2 separate regions of the Homo sapiens genome follow, and region 1 is linked to region 2. The links are chromatin loops, found by intact Hi-C in ENCODE. Cell type or tissue: CD14-positive monocyte. All regions are shown on one strand. Each heading gives the region's core, and the rest is flanking DNA. Links, peaks and the distances in the headings are about the cores only.

Evidence for each region. A loop is a pair of places that touch in the nucleus more often than their neighbours do. Peaks named below come from ENCODE experiments on the same cell type or tissue, not always from the same donor. Only the 100,000 strongest peaks of a DNase experiment are listed, where the experiment ranks them.
Region 1: a loop joins it to region 2, with 3 times the contacts of the local background. A loop is called at or near these places in 14 of 110 quality-filtered maps.

What each region holds. Positions count from the first base shown.
Region 1 is chr17:78,096,020-78,107,198 of GRCh38, reverse strand. It overlaps TNRC6C (trinucleotide repeat containing adaptor 6C), which reads right to left. Exons shown (of 23, transcript NM_001142640.2): 19 at 9,338-9,454; 20 at 8,662-8,856; 21 at 4,655-4,725; 22 at 3,646-3,785; 23 at 1-2,714. The coding sequence ends at 2,354. Among named protein-coding and RNA genes, the nearest start is that of TMC6, 27 kb to the left of the region's middle. In CD14-positive monocyte, for the core only: no CTCF peak of the experiment used is centred there; no DNase peak of the experiment used is centred there.
Region 2 is chr17:78,229,412-78,237,969 of GRCh38, reverse strand. TMEM235 (transmembrane protein 235) reads right to left here and starts at 6,339. Exons shown (of 5, transcript NM_001395503.1): 1 at 5,757-6,339; 2 at 3,995-4,075; 3 at 3,240-3,377. The coding sequence starts at 5,946. In CD14-positive monocyte, for the core only: no CTCF peak of the experiment used is centred there; no DNase peak of the experiment used is centred there; H3K27me3 peaks cover 3,339 bases.

The DNA of each region.
Region 1 (11,179 bases), core at 301-8,300, 130 kb after region 2:
ATTTTAAAACAACAGTTTTTCTACAACTCAATGCTCGCCGGCAGCACGGGAAGTGGTATGTCGGACGCACATACGCACACGCATGCTCACACGCACACATATTGGATATACATACGCAGGTGTATGTCCATCGAATATATAGAACGCATGTAATGGCAATGAGATGCAGTCACTCTGAGGAAGGTTGGTTTTTCTAAATATCCTACTAAACTTGAGAAAAAAAGTCTTGAACCCAGTTTGTGCATAGTTCATGATCCTCTATAAAACCAGCTTTTGTGGATCTGCAGTCTTGCAGGACTTTTTTTTTTTTTTTTGTATTTTTTTTGTTTTGATAAAACCATTAAAAAGCTAATTAAAAAAATGTAATGCACAAGTTTCCTGATCAAGCAGGCAGGGAGCACAATGTTCATATATATATTTTTTAAAACATACTTGAAGGTATGTTATTCCATTGTCTTTCTTCCTTGCAAAACAATCAAAACATTGATCATTTTTAAAACATAAAGCAATTTTTAATATATAAAGCACTCTTCAAACATCTATTTCTTTTGAGTCCATTATTTGGTAAATATGTAACTGCTACACATTAGAGATTAGGTATTTTTCTTCTTTGTGTTTTTTTTTCCTCTTTTTCTTTTTTTTCATTTTTTTGTTTTGTTTTGTTTTTTTTTTTTTTAAATAACATCTTCAGTGCTAGGAGTTGGGTTTAAAAATACATGAAATGGTGTGGAGCTGCCCTCGGGAGCCCTGGCTTTCCTGAGAGCGCGTCCGGCATGTGCAAGACAGTGGCCACAACGCCTGTCACCTTGACGAAGGGGCGAAAGCAATCGACAGAGTCCACGACGATGGCCGAGGGAACAACACTGTCCCGTCCCAGAGCTCTGAAGGAACGCATCTGCATTCTGAAAATAGGTTTCTTTACGACGGAAGTCTTTTTTTTTTTTTAATTCCTTTTTAAATTTTTAAAATTTTAAAGTCTGAAGGAGAAAAAAAGGTCTGTAAACAGGTGGGAGCCCAAACCCCAGGCTCCCCCAAAAGCAGTCACAACCCACGCCCAAGTGCTTGTTTCTGTTCCTTCCACGGAACCATCCATTCTTTACAAGTATCTATGGCCACAGTTCAACAACAGTTTTTTTTTTTTTTCTCTTTAACTTTATATTCCAAATGGAAAAATGGTGCAATACTCTGGTAATAATTTTCTTGCATTAGTCCACAATAAAAAGCTGCTAAAGGTAGGTATACATGTTATTTCTCCAGAGATATACACTGTACTTTTTAAACGCAGTCACAGAGTCCTTGAGTAAACATTTACACATGAATTGTCGCCAGCCCTGTCCTAGGAATTCTCTGTAATGTATAGGATTAGCTAAAGGAAGGGCGAGGACACTCAGTGCAAAGTTAGAAGCTAATAATAACAACCGTTTGACCAATGCGCCAAAAAAAAAGCGTATACTGAATACAAGGGAAAACCCACAGTTAAATCCTCACACGCTTTCAAACACACAAACACAGAAAACTGCACGCCGTGCAGGAGCACGCGCCACACATGCACACACACACACACTTCTGTTTCAACACGCACACATACACACACGTAGGCTATGAACTTAGAAATTTTTCCTAGAGCCTGTTTCTGTGTACTGATGTCAACCTGGAAGTGTAGAATTAGAAAGTGTTCACATTTCACTATTGGCCTGCTGGATTCAAGTATTTGCATGTTTGATATGTCTTTTTTTAACTTTTAAAAAATATTTTTTGGGATAAAAAAATGACATGAAAAAGTAATGAAACAAGGGTAATGTGCATAGGCGGATCCAGGGGAACAGAGAGCAGATCGCAGCCCGCGCCTTCCGCTCAGCTCCCGCCGCGGAGCCGCTCTGCGCCCGGCGGTCCACACCAGACTCTGCCCTGATTACCGGCCGCCTCTGGTCATGTGCATAATCGTCACAGGCTCATTTTAAATAGGCTTCACGTCTCCCTCCCTCCCCCACAGATAAAATAACCCTTTCCAGCCCACAATCTGAAAAGTGCCCTTCATGATAGAACTATTCTAAGCAGCTTTTATACTTAAAAAAAAAAAAAAAATCAAAATGACAACACACTATACAAACATAAGACGCACAAAATAAAAAGCTACGAGGAACATCCTGTCATTAGCATGTGACGCTGACCCACCGCAGCCCGCACTGTTTTGCGAACAGTTCGCAAGGACTGCGGCCAAGGTTCGTCTTCAGTCCTGGACAGAGGTACTCAAAAGGGCGGCCGCTGCTGGGTTCCAGCGGGTCTGTGGGGCCGCCCAGCCGGGAGGGGTCCCGGGAGGGGTCGGCTCTCCTGGTGCTGATGATGGCAGAGCCTACAGGGACTCCCCGCTGAGCAGGTCCCCAGGCAGCAGGGTGGTTAGCGGCGTGGGGCTGCCTATCACCCTGCTGTCGTCGGCGCTGGGCGGGCCCCACAGGCTGCTGGAGTACTGGGGCACCCCGCCCCACAGCAGCTCACTGCTCCCCTTGCCACCCAGGCACGGGGCGTTCCAGTGGCCAGCGTCGCTGCGTACCAGGCCATGGGAGCTGCCCGCTGCGCTGAGCCGCGGCTGGCTGGACGCGCTGCTGGACTGCCAGCTGGAAGTGGGTGGCAGCGCCTGGCCTTGGGCTAAGAAGCGATTCACTTCTTCTTCACCAGCGAACTCGGCCAGGATGGTAGTGTTTCCCAGGACGCACCTGCAACAGCAAGATGGGGCACGTGAACAGGGCCACCCCAAGTCCTGCTGAGTTCGTGGCACTGGCTTTCTCTGTATTGGGAACGGCCCCACATGGAAGCCATCCTGTGGCTTCTGTTTTGCCACTGCTATTTCCAAACCCAGACTGTGAATGTTTTGCTCAGTTCAGACTTCTAGTGGCAACATCGTACTGGTACACAGAGTACATCTTCAAGTGCGTGAACAGATCATTAAATGTGGGCTCGTTTAGGGTCAGTGTCATTTGCATCCTGGGCTAAAAACAGGAATGACTAATTTCTAGGTTCCAACGTCTCAAGTGATGTTACTGATCAGGTCTACTCGTACTTCTATCAAAAGCAACCTTTCACTAGGGTGAAGGGTTGGCTGTGAGGACCACTGCTGGGCCCTGTGTAGGAATGTGTCACAGGGAGGGAGTAGACACAGCAACTCAGCAGCAGAAAAAAACCAGTAAGTCCCAAGATACCTGTGAGGAACTGACCTGTGTCGCCTTTCCCCAATTCCTTTGTTGAAGTCCTAACACCCAGTACCTCCCCATGTGACTACGTTTGGAGATGGGGTCTTTAAGGCGGGAATTAAGTTAGTTAGATGAGGTCACATGGGTAGGCCCTAGTCCAACAGGACTGGTGTCCTTATAAGGAGAGATTACGGCACAGACATGCACAAAGAGACGACCATATAAGAACAGAGGGAGAAGGCAGCTGTCTACAGCCAAGGAGAGAGGCCTCAGGAGAAACCAGCCCTGCCCACACCTTCATCTTGGGTATCAGACTTCCAGCCTCCAGAAGTGGGAGGGTGGCCAGCCTGTGGGATTCTGCTATGGTGGCTCAGGACACCCCTGCAACACCCCTAACCTAATGCTCTGGGGGATGGGGAGCTACTTGGAGCGCTGAGGTGGCTGTGAGAAAACATACATGTGCAGAGACTTCTGGGCCTTGGCAGCCTCCTCCTTGGAGCTGTACCGGACCACAGCATTGCCTTGAGTCAGATTCAGGTGGAATGTGATAAGAGGCCCATGTTGCAAACACAATGTCCGCAGTGTAGAACCATCAATCTGATAGAGGAAGCACAGGGACATGAATGAGCTTTCTTCTGATTTCTTTCACTACAGCCTTCCAAAGAAAAAACGTATGAAATTGGATACACTAAACACTAGGAATGTTTTTCTTTAAAAGGCCTAATAATATGTGGTTTTACAACATTAACGTTTTATATCTCTGTGGCCAAACGTGTAACTAAAAACTTGGATGCTTCAGTTACATTTTATAAGTTAGGCTAATCAGAGGAAGGAGAAAAACCCCATTTTGAATTCTGCTCTCCTTTCACCAGAGCACGTCGCACAGAGCCTCTGGTTTGCAAAAGGCACCTGGGTCCAGCTGCTGACAACAGACTTGGGAGACGTGCAGGTGGGTGTGGCCTGGGTCCCGGGAAGGGACTGGCTAGCCCCACAGTCTGATGTGGCCAAACGACTCTTTTAAAAAATGTTATAAAAATACACACATGGGGTCTTGCTATGTTGCCCAGGCTGGTCTCCAACTCTTGGGCTCAGGTGATCCCTGGCCTCGGCCTCCCAAAGTGCTGGGATTACAGGCATGAGCTACTGCGCCCAGCCAGGCCCAACCACTCTTGAATGGCTAGTTGTAAAATAAACAATTCTATTTACAGAGCACACTTTTCCAGCCTCTGGTGGGGAAACAAACAATTCACCAGGAACATGGTTAAAAGAGGCCCCTGGGCCCCATCTGCTGCCGCTGCTGGAGCCAATCCTGGCACTTGCTCATCTCCTCCCATGCAGCGTCACTTATGGACCCTGACCAAGAACCCCCAACTATCCTGCCCCACCAGACAGCCTCATCTGCATTGGGGGCCAAGCGGGAACCCTCCCTGGATCATGCTCAGTGATGCAGGGGCACCATATTGCACCTGGGGAGTGAGGTTTCGAAGAACGAGCCAGCTGCTGGTTCTTCCTGAGGTGTCGGTGCTCCAGGCAGAACCTGCAACAAGAGGGGAGAACCTGGTTGACAAGGCCCCGTGCCAGTGGATAGTGCGGCCCTCCCCACTTCTTATTGTGCTGAAGTGTGGGACAGCACAGGCCGTCACTGCGTGCTTTAGGAAAGCCTTTCTCAGCCTGGGAGGCCCATGCTATCTTTGGTAAACCAAAACCTCACAGTCCCTGCAGACCCCCTTCCCACTTCCCCGTGGTGACTCTGACTTTTTGGATCTTCCCACCAGCCCGGGAGGCCTGTGTTTTCCCATCTGTGCCAGGAGAGACGGGGGTGATGAGGCCCGAGAATCTCCAGGGAAGCTCTGCTCTCCACCTCTGCCTGTCCCCAGACCCGGTGTGGAATCAGTGCTCCCAGGTTCTTCTGGTTAATACAACAGAGCAAATCCCTGAAGGCTGCCGCTAAAAGGCAGAAACCATTACTTTCCAACTATCTGATACGGTTTGGCTGTGTCCCCATCCAAATCTCATCTTGAATTGTAACTCCCGTGATTCCCACCCCCACCCCAAAATCTGGCCATTAAACTGGCCCCAAAACTGGCCATAAAAAAAACTCTCTGCAGCACTGTGACATGTTCATGATGGCCATGACGCCCATGCTGGAAGGTTGTGGGTGTACCGGAATGAGGGCAAGGAACACCAGGCCCACCCAGGGCGGAAGACTGCTTAAAGGCGTTCTTAAACCACAAACAGTAGCACGAGCGATCTGTGCCTTAAGGATATGCTCCTGTTGCAGATAACTAGCCAAACCCATCCCTTTATCTCCCATAAGGGATACTTGTAGTTAATCTAGTATCTACGGAAACAATGCTAATGACTGACTTGCTGTTAATAAATACGTGGGTAAATCTCTGTTTAGGGCTCTCAGCTCTGAAGGCTGTGAGACCCCCGATTTCCCACTTCACACCGCTCTATTTCTGTGTGTGTGTCTTTAATTCCTCTAGTGCCTCTGGGTTAGGGTCTCCCTGATCAAGCTGGTCTTGGCACGGAAGCAACTTTGGAACTGGGTAACAGGCAGAGGTTGGAACTCAAGGCTCAGAAATAGACGGGAGAATGTGGGAAAGTTTGGAACTTCCTAGAGACTTGTGAAATGGCTTTGACAAATTGCTGATAAGGATATGGACAATAAAGTCCAGGCTGCAGCGGTCTCAGATGGAAATGAGGAACTTGTTGGGAACTGGGGCAAAGGTGGCTCTTGTTGTTTTAGCAAAGAGACTGGCGGCATTTTGCCCCTGCCCTAGAGATTTGTGGAGCTTTCAACTTGAGAGGGATGATTGAGGGTATCTGGCAGAAGAAATTTCTAAGCAGCAAAGCCTTCAAGAGGTGACTTGGGTGCTGCTAAAAGCATTCCGTTTTATAAGGAAAGTCGAACATGAAAGTTCAGAAAATTGGCCAGGCACGGTGGCTCACGCCTGTAATCCCAGCATTTTGGGAGGCTGAGATGGGTGGATTACGGGAGGTCAGGAGTTTGAGACCAGCCTGGCCAACATGGGGAAACCCCATCTCTACTAAAAATACAAAAATTAGCTGGGCATGGTGGCAGGCACCTGTAGTCCCAGCTACTCGGGAGGCTGAGACAGGAGAATCACTTGAACCTGGGAGGCAGAGGTTGCAGTGAGCCGAGATCACGCCACTGTACTCCGGCCTGGGTGACAAGAGTGAAACTCCATCTCAAAAAAAAAAAAAAAAAAAAAAGGAAATCCCATTTTCTGAGGAAAAATTCAAGCTGGGTGCAGAAATTTGCCTAAGTAACGAGGAGCTGCATGTTAATCCCTAAGACAATGGGGAAAATGGAGACTGTCTCTAGAGCATGTCAGAGGTCTTCAGAGAAGCCCCTCCCATCACAGGCCCAGAGGCCTACAAGGAAAAAATGGCTTCATGGGCCAGGCCCAGGGTCCACATGCTGTGTGCAGTTTAGGAATTTGGTGCCTTGTGTCCCAGCCGCTCCAGTTGTGACTGAAAGGGGCCAAGGTACAGTTTGGGCCATGGCTTCAGAGGGAGCAATCTCCAAGCCTTGGCAGCTTCCACGTGGTGTTGAGACTCTGGGTGCACAGAAGTGAAGAACTGAGGTTTGGGAACCTCCACCTAGATTTCAGAGGATATACGGAAATGCCTGGATGTTCAGACAATACTTTGCTGTGGGGCAGGGCTCTCATGGACAACCTCTGCTAGGGCAGTGTGGAAGGGAAATGTGGGGTTGGAGCCCCCACACAAAGTCCCTACTGGGGCACCACCTAGTAGAGCTATGAGAAGAAGGTCACCGTCCTCTAGACCCCAGAATGGTAGATCCACTGACAGCTTGCACCGTGTGCCTGGAAAAGCTGCAGACAATACCAGCCCGTGAAGACAGCCAAGAGGGAGGCTGTACCCTGCAGAGCTGCCCAAGACCATGGTAACCAACCTCTTGCCTAAGCATGACCCAGATGCGAGATATGAAGTCAAAGATCATTTTGGAGCTTTGAGATTTGACTGCCCTGCTGGATTTTGGTCTTGCATGGGGCCTGAGCCCCTCTGTTTTGGCCAATTTCTCCCATTTGGAATGACTGTATTTACCCAATGCCTGTACCCCCATTGTATCTAGGAAGTAACTAAGTTGCTTTTGATTTTACAGGCTTGTAGGTGGAAGGGACTTGCCTTACCTCAGATGAGACTTTGGACTGTGGACTTCTGAGTTAATGCTGAAATGAGTTAAGACTTTAGGGGACTGCTGGGAAGGCATGATTGGTTTTGAAATGTGAGGACATGAGATTTGGGAGGGGTCAGGGGCAGAATGATATGGTTTGGCTGTGTCCCCACCCAAATCTCATCTTGAATTGTAACTCCCACAATTCCCATGTTTCGTGAAGGAACCCAGTGGGAGGTTAACTGAATCATGGGGGCAGGTCTTTTCCATGCTGTTCTCGTGATAGTGAGTAAGTCTCATGAGAGCTGATGGTTTTAAAAATGGGAGTTTCCCTGCACAAGCTCTCTCTCTCTTCTTGTCTGCTGCCATGTGAGACATGCCTTTCACCTTCTACCAGGATTGTGAGGCCTCCCCAGACACATGGAACTGTAAGTCCAATAAATCTCATTCTTTTATAAATTGCCCAGTCTCGGGTATGTCTTCATCAGCAGTGTGAAAATGGACTAATACACTATCTGTAGCTGATTTTAAAAATTTTGTTATTTATTATTATTACACCCAGGCTGGAGTGCAGTGGCTCAAGCATAGCTCACTGTAGCCTCAATCTCCTGGGCTTGAGCCATCCTCCTGTCTCAGCCTCCCCAGCAGTTGGGATCACAGGTATGTGCCACTATGCCCCACTAATTTATTTTTTGTGGAGATGGGGTCTCACTTTGTTGCCCACGCTGGTGTAAATCTTCAGTTTCCTAAATTCCCAGTACATTTCTTTCATCTCTGAGGTTCGACATGCAGCACCTGAGAGAAGCTGCAATATTATGAGAGTTGTTTTTTCAAACTGGTGGGGTTTGTTTTGTTTTGGGCCTGCAAAAGCCTTACGTCCCAGTGACATCTTGTGGAGAAGCAAATATAAAAAGCAGAAATCCAGATCCCTGTGCGAAGGGGAGTCATGGGGGCAGAGAGCCTAAAGCGCTGTGCAGGCCTCTGATGGCCCAGTGTGGGGCAGCCACACTCCTGAGGATAGAATTGGCCAGTGTGGGCCCTCAATGGGTGCTGGAACTGCCTGGGACCTCTTGGCCCAGAGCAAACCTGCTGCGTGCCGGCACACCTAGGCTGATGCTAAAAACACCAGGCTCACCCAGCTACTGCCCTGGATGGACATCTAGGGTGGCCCTGGTGCCCTCCTAAGCCCTCCCAGGCTCCAGAGTTACAGGCAGGGGTCCTTACAAAGGAGGTACAGGACAAAGTGATAAGCACATCCCCTAAAGGGTAAGGCCCCCATCGGAACACGAGGAGCATGGAGCTTACCCGAGGAGTAGGAGCTGGTCCAGCCGAGGGGGCTGGCACCCCAGGTGGAGGAGGGCTTGGGATTGGTTAACCCTGGAGGTGGCCTCGTGGGTGCAGTACTGTTTCTGGGCACCTTCCATAGTTCATGAGACAGAGAGGCTTGCGTGTGGGAGGTAGGGCCAGAGGACCACGTCGATTTGATGTCTGACAGTTTACCTAGAAAGGCAGAGAGATGGAGCATATGCAGTCTTGAGACAAAGAAGAAAACTCACTGCTGTGTTTGGGGAGCCACACAGAGTGCTCTCTAACACCAGCAGACTGTGTGATAGGCAAAGAAACACCAAGTCAAGCCCCTGGCAAACTCAAGTAACCACAAATTCCCAGAAGTGTTTTGCCTCTAAGTTTTCAAAACCTTGCAGAGCCCTTGTCTTGTGGCCATGGGGGAAAGGAAGAGAGAAGGCAGTGGGCCCACACACTTGTATGGAGAAGACGTTACCACTTCCATGTGCGTGCAAGCTGATGTGCCCAGCGTGCCCACTGTGCCTGGGCAAGGCCCCCACCCATCCTTCATCACGCCACACGGCCTCCCAGCTCAGGGAGTGAGTAAAGAGCCAATAGGAAAAGCTGGGGCCTGTCAAAGTTTTGTTTGGGAAAAGAAAGAAAATGCTACCTGCAAGTCTAGAGGCCAGGCGCGTACCTGCAACACTAGGTGCGGATGCAATGCTGCTGAAAGAGCTACTGTAGCCGGAGGCACTGAGTGGCCAGGCACTCGAAGAAGGCAGCGTGGCATTCTGAGATGATGGCGGGGAGGACCCTGCAGAACCAAACACGGCACTGAGCAAGGTGGTGGCGGTGTCCGGGTTCATGACTCTAACTGTGGGGTGTGAGAACCATCAGGAATCAACCTCTCCCTAGGCTGCCATTTTTAATAGAAGCCTGAACATGAAAGTGACATGTGGGAAAGAAGAAACGGGGCATGCCTCCTACTCTGGGTCCCTGTACCCACTCAGGGAGGCCTGGGATGTTGCTGAAGGCAGAGGAATCAAAGGGCAAGAAGCAGCATGAGCTTCTTTGAGAATTCCCGCCAGAATGCTTAAAATACCATGTTTTAAGAGTTTTAAAGGACCACACTGATTTCCTCTCCCAAATAAGGTAAAATAAAAATCCAGGGCAATCTACATCCTTTCACAGTTCAAACAATGGCCACAAAATGGAAGAACAAAACTCCAAGCCTTTTATTACAAAATTTGCCATAAAAATTTGAGTATTTCTTCTGACTGGGGTGTCCCATCAGCTTACACTCATATTTTGCTTAAAAAAAATTTTTTTTTAAGAGATGGGGCTGTTGCAATGTCACCCAGGCTGCAGCACAGTGGCTGTTCACAGGCATGATCACAGTGCACAGCAGCCTCAACCTCCTGGGCTCAGTGATCCTCTTGCCTCAGCCTCCGGAGTCACAGGGACCACAGGTGCATGCCACCACACCCGGCTCATGATTCCCTTTTTAAATACAGGAATAATTAAGAGACATCTGTCCTAATAACTGTGTATATGGACTTGAGTTATTCTATCCCTAGGACTGTAGTTTTTTGAGGAAAGCTTGTCCCTGTGCCTGAAAGGGAGACTTAGGATAAATGGGCCATCCTTAAGGCACCTCAATCCCTTGTGTAAAAGCTCAGCTCCTCGCTGCTTGGTTTTATTTCATATTTTCTAATGTGGCTCTCCCTTTCAATTCTGTGAAGAAAGCAAGAAGCTGGAGAAGAAGAGCGAGGATGGAATAATGGTGACAGTTGGGGTGAACACAGGATGGAAAGAGCTCTAATTGGGACAATGACTCTGCCAGTGCACGTATCCTGGCTAGCAGAGGGAACATGAGCACAGTCTGGCTGCTAAACTGATGACCATAAACAGAATCGGACGGTTTCTGAAAAGCCATGGCATCTCAGCCGTAGGCCCACATGGCGTTGTGCAGTGAATAACCAGGTGTGTGGCACCTCCTGGACACGTGCAGTGTCCAACCTGCACAGCTGTTTGCAGCTGCCCTGCTGCAAGGGACCTCTTTAGAATGAGGGCACCAGAGCTGAGGCAAGTTAACATTTATGGGTAATCTGCAGGTCTTCACTTTTATTTTTTCCAATTTTTATTTTGGGTTCAGGGAGTCCATGTGCAGGTTTGTCACACAGGTGAACTGTGCGTCGTGGGGGTGTGGTGTAGAGATCATTCCATCACCTAGGTAGTGAGCACAGTACCCCACAGGCAGTTTCTGAATCCTCTCCTTCCTCCCACCCTCTACCATACAGCAGGCCCCGGTGTCTGCTGCTCCCTTCTTTGTGTTGTGTGAACTCGGTGTTGGGCTCCCGTTTGTAAGTGGGAACGTGTGAGCTGTCTGTTCTCTGTTCCTGTGTTAATTCCCTCAAGAAGGTCTTTACTTTAAAAGGGTGTCAGCTCGGCCGTGCGCACTGGCTCACGCATGTAATCCCAGCGCTTTGGGAGGCCTTTTCTTTTTTTGAGACGAAGTCTTGCTCTGTCACCCAGGCTG
Region 2 (8,558 bases), core at 545-8,544:
TCAGGGCCAGGTCTGGATCTCACTGGTGCCCAGTGAAGGGGCACAACACAGCCTGGTCTTCTGTGATTCCTCCTGGGAACCAAACTTGGGAAGAAGAGTGGGACAGAGAGTGGGGAGAAGAAGGCATGGGGAGGCTGAGGGAGGGAGGACACACGGATGCCTGCCCGGCTGGGCAGCGTAGCAACAGAAATTATGGATTTATTTTGGGGAAGAATGTGAAGCCAAATTGAATGAAGCGGTCCCTGGGAGAAGCAGGGGTGGGGGTCAGCCCCCAGCAGCGGGGGCTGACCGTGCGGCAGGAGGTGCCTGTCTCTGCCTGTCTCTGCCTGTAGCACTGGCTGCAGCTGCAGCCCAAGGCCCCACTTCCTGGCAGGCCGCCCCACCAGCTGAGCCCTCTCCAAACACCAGCTGCCTCCTGTAGCCTGGCCGAGGACACGGCCTTTCTCCCAAAATGAAGGTGAAGAGTAAGCTCCCAAACTGGGACCTGAAGTACCTCCCAAATCCCTGGTGATGGGGCCCAGGCTCAGCTCCTGGCAGACCTCCTAAAGGAGGCCTCTGCGGCTGGCACCTGCAACCTCAAGCTGGGAAACTCTAAAGGACTCTGTCACCGTGGGCCCTGTCGGTCCCCCAGGCCCCCCAAGATCCTGTCTCAGGGAAGGGCACCCAATCGATCTGGGGCCCTCTATCTCCCTCCCCCTCCTTGCAGTGCTAGTGAGGGGTGAGGGCCGAGCTGACCCTGGGCAGGTGCCTTTGGTGTGACATCCTGAGAGCCCTCTGTGCTTCGGCCCACAGCTGACCCTCATACTAGGATGGAGGCCCCCTCTGCCTGGGGAGGCTGGAGTCGCAGTGGAACCCCCACCCATCCACCAGCTACCTCCGGCCCCTCCACCCCCTAGCCGGTGCCTTCGCTCCCAGGCACAATGCAGAGGGTCCGTGTCCCTGTAAGTTCTTCTGGTTACAATCCCAACCCAATTACACTCTAGTCGCTGGCTCCCGAAGGTCCTCTTAATTGGATTTTGAACACTCACAGATGGGCCGCAGGGTCAGGTCATTTGGATTCTTCCTGATTTCATTGTCTAGAGGAGACCTTGACTTCACTGTTGTTCTCATGTGGCCTGTGACCAATACCAAGGCTGCTGGTTTCCCCAATCTCTGCACCCAGTCGGGCCTCCTCAGTGACAGAGGCCTCCCAGAGAAACAGGGAGGGTGCCCCCAGCCCTGGATGGTCTGCTCCTTGTGGCCACAGCCTTGACAGTGGAGCTGGCCTGAGACATCAGGGCCTGGCTCGGGCCTAGCCTTGATTGACAGGGGCGGCTGAGGACAGACTGTCAGGAGCCCCTAGTCCACCTTCCGCAACAGCCAGTGCTGGGCAGTCGGTGGAAACTGAGGAGACAGCACCAGTGGGGGTGAAGGGGAGCCCAGGCCCTCGGCCCTCTCCAGGCCTCAGATTTCTCACCTGCAGCTGGGACTGGGGGGCCCTCGGAGGAGCCTTCGGAGGAGCACTTGGCCAGCACTCGGCATGTAGTCAGAGCTGGAGCCGCGTCAGTGGATGGGTGGTTACCGGTTACAGTCTCAGCCTGTGCTGGGGTCAGAGCTGAGGCCTCTGGTGCCCTGTCTCACCTGCCTTCATGCCTGGCCCTGCCTCATCTGTGCCAAACCCCGGAACCCTTGCTCCTCCCACCAGGACAGTACAGGAAGGAGAAGGGTGTGGTGAGGGGCTGGCCCCAGGCCCCCCCGCATGATCTGACCCAGTAGAGCAGGTCCTGGGGTTGCCCTGGAGGCCCTCATGCCCCCCGCACCAAGAAGCTTGGACCCCGGTGCTCCTCCCTGTCCCAGGCTCTGACCCACAACCAGAAGCCCTGCTCCTATCACGGTGCTAGGGTTTGGTGTCCCGGCCCGAATCGCATGTGGAATGATAATCCCCAGTGTTGGAGGGGGCGCCTGGTGGGAGATGACTGGATCATGGCAGTGGCTTCCCATGAATGGGTTAGCACCATTTCCCTTGGTGCTGTTCTCTGGATAGTGAGTGAGTTCTGAGATCTGGTTGTTTAAAAGTATGTAGCACCCAGGGCTGGGCATGGTGGCTCATGCCTGTAATCACAGCACTTTGGGAGGCCGAGGCAGGAGGATCACAAGGTCAGAAGATTGAGACCATCCTGGCTAACATGGTGAAACCCCATCTCTACTAAAAATACAAAAAAATTAGCCGGGCGTGGTGGCAGGTGCCTGTAGTCCCAGCTGCTCAGGAGGCTGAGGCAAGAGAATGGCATGAACCTGGGAGGCAGAGCTTGCAGTGAGCGAAGATTGCGCCACTGCACTCCAGCCTAGGAGACAGAGCGAGACTCCGTCTCAAAAAAAAAAAAAAAAAAACTATGTAGCACCCAGCTGGGAACGGTGCCTCACACCTATAATCCCAGCACTTAGGGAGGCTGAGGCAGGTGGATTACCTGAGGTCAGGAGTTCAAGACCAGCCTCACCAGCATGGAGAGACCCCGTCTCTACCAAAAATACAAAATTAGCTGGGTGTGGTGGCGCATGCCTGTAATCCCAGCTACTCAGGAGGCTGAGGCAGGAGAATTGCTCGAACCCAGGATGCGGAGGTTGCAGTGAGTCGAGATCATGCGATTGCACTCCAGCCTGGGCAACAAGAGCGAAACTCCATCTCAAAAAAAAAAAAAAGTGTGTAACACCTCCCTACTCTCTTCCTCCTGTCCCAGCCATGTGAAATGCTGGCTCCCTGCCTTGGCCTTCCGCCTGTGATTGTCATTTTCCTGAGGCCTCCCCAGAAGCCAAGCATCATGCTTCCTCTACAGCATGCAGAACCATGAGCCAATTAAACCTCTTTTCTTTATAAGCCCAGCTAATTTTTGTGTTTTTAGTAAAGATGGGGTTTTACCATGTTGGTCAGGCTGGTCTTGAACTCCTGACCTCAGATGATCCACCCACCTCAGCCTCCCAAAGTGCTGGGATCACAGGCATGAGCCACTGCTCCCGGCCTAAACCTCTTTTCTTTATAAATTACGCAGTCTCAGGCATTTCTTTATAGCAACGTGAGAACAAATATACATGGGTACCTTCTGGAACCACAGGGAGCTGCCTGCCACGGCTCCATCGCCAGACTCAGCACCCGCCCAGAAGGGAGCAGGGGACGAGGGCAACAGGAGAGGCAGCACCCCACTCCCGGGACCTGTGGCCCAGCTCCCATCTTTGGAGCCATTCCCCCAGGGCCCCAGACTCACTCCCCAGCAGGAAGTAGCAGCCGGTGAAAAGCAGCAGAGACACGCTCTGGGCCAGGGAGCTGAGCAGGCCGCAGATCCAGCCACACACGAGAAGGACCAGGCTCAGGGGCAGGACCACAATGACTGCACGGTGCAGCACTGCAGGAAAGGGGGCTCAGGTGAGAATTCTGGTCCAGGTGGGCCCTTCAGCACTTGTCTGCCGGAGGACAGTGACGTGGTGCTTCGTCTTCTCAGGAAAAGCGGCTGACGCCCATCTCTGTGGACACCACTGGACCCTCCCAGTGGCCCCCTCTGACTCTGGCAGGGGCTTCCTAAGGCCAGGAGGGGAGGCGTCCCCAGAACACTCCCAGCCCCCATCCCCAGGCCTCACATGTCCCCCAACCCGCCAGGTGGAAGGTGCCAGCCAGGTAGACAGCAGGCCATCTGGAAGAATCGAGTCCTAAATGGGGAGCCAGGAGTCTGCAAGGCCCGCAGGATCCAGCCAAGCTGGGAGCTGCCTGGCTTCCCCAATAACAAAGGGATGAGCCATCACCACTGAGAGGGAAACTGAGACAGGGGAAAACAGGATAGGCTGGGAGCTGGGCACCTGTGGTTAGGGACAGCAGCACAGCACTGGGACAGGTCTGCGTGGAAACGTCCTCTTGGAAACGCAGGGGCAGTGGAAGCAGTGCTGCGGGATGGGGATGGGGATGGCTGGGATCTGCCTTGCCTGAATATTTGGAAAGGATGGGGAGGTGGCCCCACCCAGGACTCACAGATGAGGTGCTGCACCGAGGTGGAGACGTCCAGGCTCTCACTGGCAAAAGGGTCGACCAGCGGGATGCAGCCGTTCTGCCCTGGGAAACATAGGCCTCGAAGCCTGGGGCCTGGACGCTGTGGTGCACCCAGCAGCCTACCCGAGCCCAGGGGACCCCCTGGCACCACAGGGCCCTGCCAGCTTCTCTTCTGCTGAAACTCAGGGCTGGGACTCCAAGTGGGATGAAAAGGCCCAAGACCTTTAGCCTTGTTTATTTTCTTTTTCTTTTTTTTTTTTTTGAGATGGAGTCTCGCTCTGTCACCCCAGGCTGGAGTGCAGTGGCGCGATCTCGGTTCACTGCAAGCTCCGCCTCCCGGTTTCGCGCCATTCTCCTGCCTCAGCCTCCCAAGTAGCTGGGACTACAGGCACCCGCCACCGTGCCCGGCTAATTTTTTGTATTTTTAGTAGAGACGGGGTTTCACTGTGGTCTCGATCTCCTGACCTCGTGATCCACCCGCCTCGGCCTCCCAAAGTGCTGGGATTACAGGCGTGGGCCACCGGGCCCAGCCTTCACCTTGTTTATTTTCACGTGCAAGTTATGCCTGCACAGGTGCATGTTTAAACTTTCAAACGCTCCATGGAGGCCCCCTCAGAGTCCCTCAGGCAGGGGTCCTTGTAATGCGTTTGTGTGTGGAACTCAGGCTTTGCCTGAAAGGAAAAAGGGTGTACAAAACGGGCTCCTGGGAAGCCTCGCTCTGGAATCTTCCTGACTCGTGTCATGTGGGCATACATACTCTCTGGTTCTCACACGCGTGCAGAGCCACCTGCATAGGCACAGGCGTGTGCACACGTGCACACAGGTGCATGTCAGGAGGTCTTTGGAGCACAGTTAGGCAGTCTGTTGGATGAACACAAGGCTCCTAACTCCTCCCCAGTTGCACTGAGGAAGCCACCAGCACATGTGCACCACCCACACATGCACTCACTCATATACATGCCCACACACTCTCACATGCACACACATGCACACTGACATGCTCACACACTCATATTCACATGCACACACAACTACATACACTCACACTCACATATTCATATTTACATACACAGCCAGGTGCTCACACATGTTCATGTTCAGCACATGCACACATATTCAGATGCACACACATGCTCACTCACACACACACCCCTGCCCTGCCAGCCCTCGCGCTGTGAAGGGGAAGCTCCCCAGGCTGGCCCCAGCTCCGGAGGAGGGAGCTGGGGGGAACGGAGGGGGCCCTGTGGACCCTCCAGCCTGCTGGGATCCCCTTCTCTCTCCCCGGACTCTGAAGCCTCTGTACACATTTGGAACCCCTGCCCCCGCGGCATCAGGAGGTGTGGGGTGAACAGCTCTGACAGTGCCTGACAGGGACGGGGACAAGGGGCTGCCAGGCCCAAACCCCGGGGAGCGTGATCAAGAAACAACCCCTGGTGACTTGGATGAGGCCCCCCAACTACACACCTCTAGGCTTCCCTCCCCCACTGTCGCCCCACAGCCCCCTCCTCCGGCTGTGAGGGGCCCCGAACTGGGCTCCCTCCCTCCTGTAGCCCTTGGGCTGTCAGTTTTGGGGGAAGACGGAGGGTGATGGGGAGGGAGCGGAGAGACACCCTGGGGCAGAGCGGGATGCAAGAGAGGGGTCCTGGAAGGGGGTCTGGCGGGGCAACACGAGCAGGGCGGGGTTAAGGGGGTGTCGGAGGGACGAGGTCGCGGAGGGAGGAGGGCCGGCGCGGTGGCCGGTTACCTTCGCAGATGCGCCAGAGCCCCGAGTGCGAGGAGAGCAGCTCTGCGCGCCCGGGCCAGGCGCTGCCATTGCCGGCGTCCGCCACCTCCAGGATGTACCAGTAGTCGCTGGCGACCGCGGCGGCCAGGAGCGCGAAGCTGAGCAGTGCACCCAGGGCGGCGGCCAGGAGCAGCGCGCCCAGCCGGGCCATGGGGGCGGCCGGCGGGAGGGGACGGGTCGGGGGTAGCAGGGCCCCGGGGGCGGCGGGGGGCGCGCGGAGCCGGGAGCCGGGGGACGGGGGGCGGGCGGGCGCGGCGGCGCCCGGCTCTTCTGAGCACGTCCCCGCTCCTGCCCGCGCACTGGCCTCGCGGGCCCCCTGGGGTCGCAGGGAGATCGACCCCACCTCTCTGCGGTCGCTGAGCTCGCCCCTGGGGGAAAGGAGAGGAAGTCGAGAGCCGCGCGGCGAACCTGGGGCTTGGGCTCCAATCCCAGCGTCCCCACGGGCTGGCCCCGGGTCCCTGGGCACGTTCCTTAATTTCCCTGAACCCCCGGCTCCTCAGCAGCCAAACAAGATGCACCTGCCTGGCCGGGCTGTGCAGGGCTTGAGAGGAGGAGGGAGGATCGGCCAGAGACCGACCCCAGGAGGATGGCCGGCCAGGCAGCAGGACCACCCACCCGTGCTCCTGGAAGCATAGGAGCCTGGCACGGGCTGGCCCTGGGGTCCTGGTCTGTATCAGTCCTGAGGACCAACCAGACGGCATCCGGTGAAGTGCAGTGGCTGGGCCCCACAGCCGGGCGGGGGGCTGCGGAAGGAAAAAACCTTGTTTTGGATTCACTCATAATTACAAATGCCCCCTCCAGCAAGGCCGGCCTCTGCCTGTCCAGTCACTCACGGAGAAAACAGGCAGAAAGAACCTTCTAGGACAGGCGTGGGGTGCCAGTGGGGGTGGGAGGCAGAGGAGCCGGCGAGAGGCCCCCACCCATCCACCCAGGACTAGCCCCATGAGCAACGCCCGCGTGGGCAGCCACACAGGCGGAAGGGACAGGCTGGGCAGCCATCGCCTAAGGTCTGGGGTTAAATCTCAAACGAAGGGGAGGCTTCCTCTGGGTTGCCACACAGGGCTGGGCAGAGCCTGCAGAGAGGGGATCAGAGGTCTGAGGACATCCTCCCGGATGGTGGCCCTTGGAGGTGAAGCCAAGGCTCTCTTCTTGGGGCGTTTTGGCCATGCTTTCCTCTGCTAGGCTCTTGTTGGTTTGAGGAATATAGTCAGGAAGGAAAAACCAGCCTAGCAGTTATTGAAACAATATTTCAAACAGAGTTCAGACAGAGTGACAGAATGGCTCAGGTATTTTGTAGCCGTCCTCACACCTGCAGCACCAGACTGTGTTGCCGCACGTGGGCAGCTCTGGGGTTTTCCAGCCCCCTTGGAGCTGGGGCTTCCCTGACCACAGCCCCTCTCTGGGAGCCATGTGGCATCCAGCAGCCCTGTTCTCTAGGGGTGGGGATAGCACATTAGATCTGGAAGGTGAAAGAACTCAACAGGTGCTCAGAGAGTAGCAGCCGTTATAAAGGCAGAGGCGATAGGGATAGGGGGTGGGGCCTCGTTCCCCCCCTAAACACACTGCAGCTGGGGAAAGAACGGTGCGTGATGAAAACTCGTGGTACTCTGACACTGACCCCACAATAAAGCAATATAACAAGAATCAATATTGCTTCGGTTGGATCAACACCTTTGTGCATGTGAAAGGTACGAACTGACTCTGCAGGGAGAACAGAGGAGCCCCATTTGGGCTGCGTGCTCCATGTGTGTCCTCCCGGTGACTTCCCCTTCTCTCTCTCACTCTATTTATTTTTTTAGAGACAAGGTCTCCCTATGTTGCCCAGGCTGGACTCAAACTCCAGGGTTCAAGTGATCCTCCTGCCTGGGCTTCCCAAAGTGCTGGGATTACAGGTGTGAGCCACCAAGCCCAGCCTCTCCTTTCTTTTTTTTTTTTTTTTTTTTTCAGAGACAGGGAGGGCAGGGGTCTCCCTATGTTGCCCAGGCTGGTCTCGAACTCCTGGGTTCAAGTGATCCTCCTGCCTCGGCTTCCCAAAGTGCTGGGATTATAGGCGTGAGCCACTGTGCCCAGCTTCCCCTTCTCTTGAGCTGAGAGCTGGTTTGAGATCTGTTATTGCACCCACATAAAGCTTACGTAGGGCCAGATATGGTGGCTTGTGCCTGTGGTCTCAGCTACCTGGGAGGCCAAGGTGGGAGGATTGCTTGAACCCAGGCAGGAGGTTGAGGCTGCAGTGAGCTGTGGCTGTGATCAACAGAGTGAGACCCTGTCTTAAAAAACAAAAAAAGGCCAGGTGCAGTGGCTCACGCCTGTAATCTCAGCACTTTGGGAGGCCGAGGTGGGAGGATCACTTGAGGTCAGGAGTTCCAGACCAGCCTGGCCAACATGGCAAAACCCTGTCTCTACTAAAAATACAAAAATTAGCTGGGAGTGGTGGCTCATGCCTGTTATCCCAGCTACTCAGGAGCCTGAGGCAGAAGAATCACTTGAACCCGGGAGGCAGAGGTTGCAGTGAACTGAGATCACACCACTGCACTCCAGCCTGGGCAACAGAGCAAGACTCCATCTCAAAAAAAAAAAAAATGCTTAACGCCACTGTTATCTAGGAGGAGGTTTTGGCCAGGTGCAGTGGCTCACGCCTGTAATCCCAGCACTTTGGGAGGCTGAGACGGGTGGATCATGAGGTCAGGAGTTCGAGACCAGCCTGGCCAATATACTGAAACCCCGTCTCTACTAAAAATACAAAAATTAGCTGGGCCTGGTGGC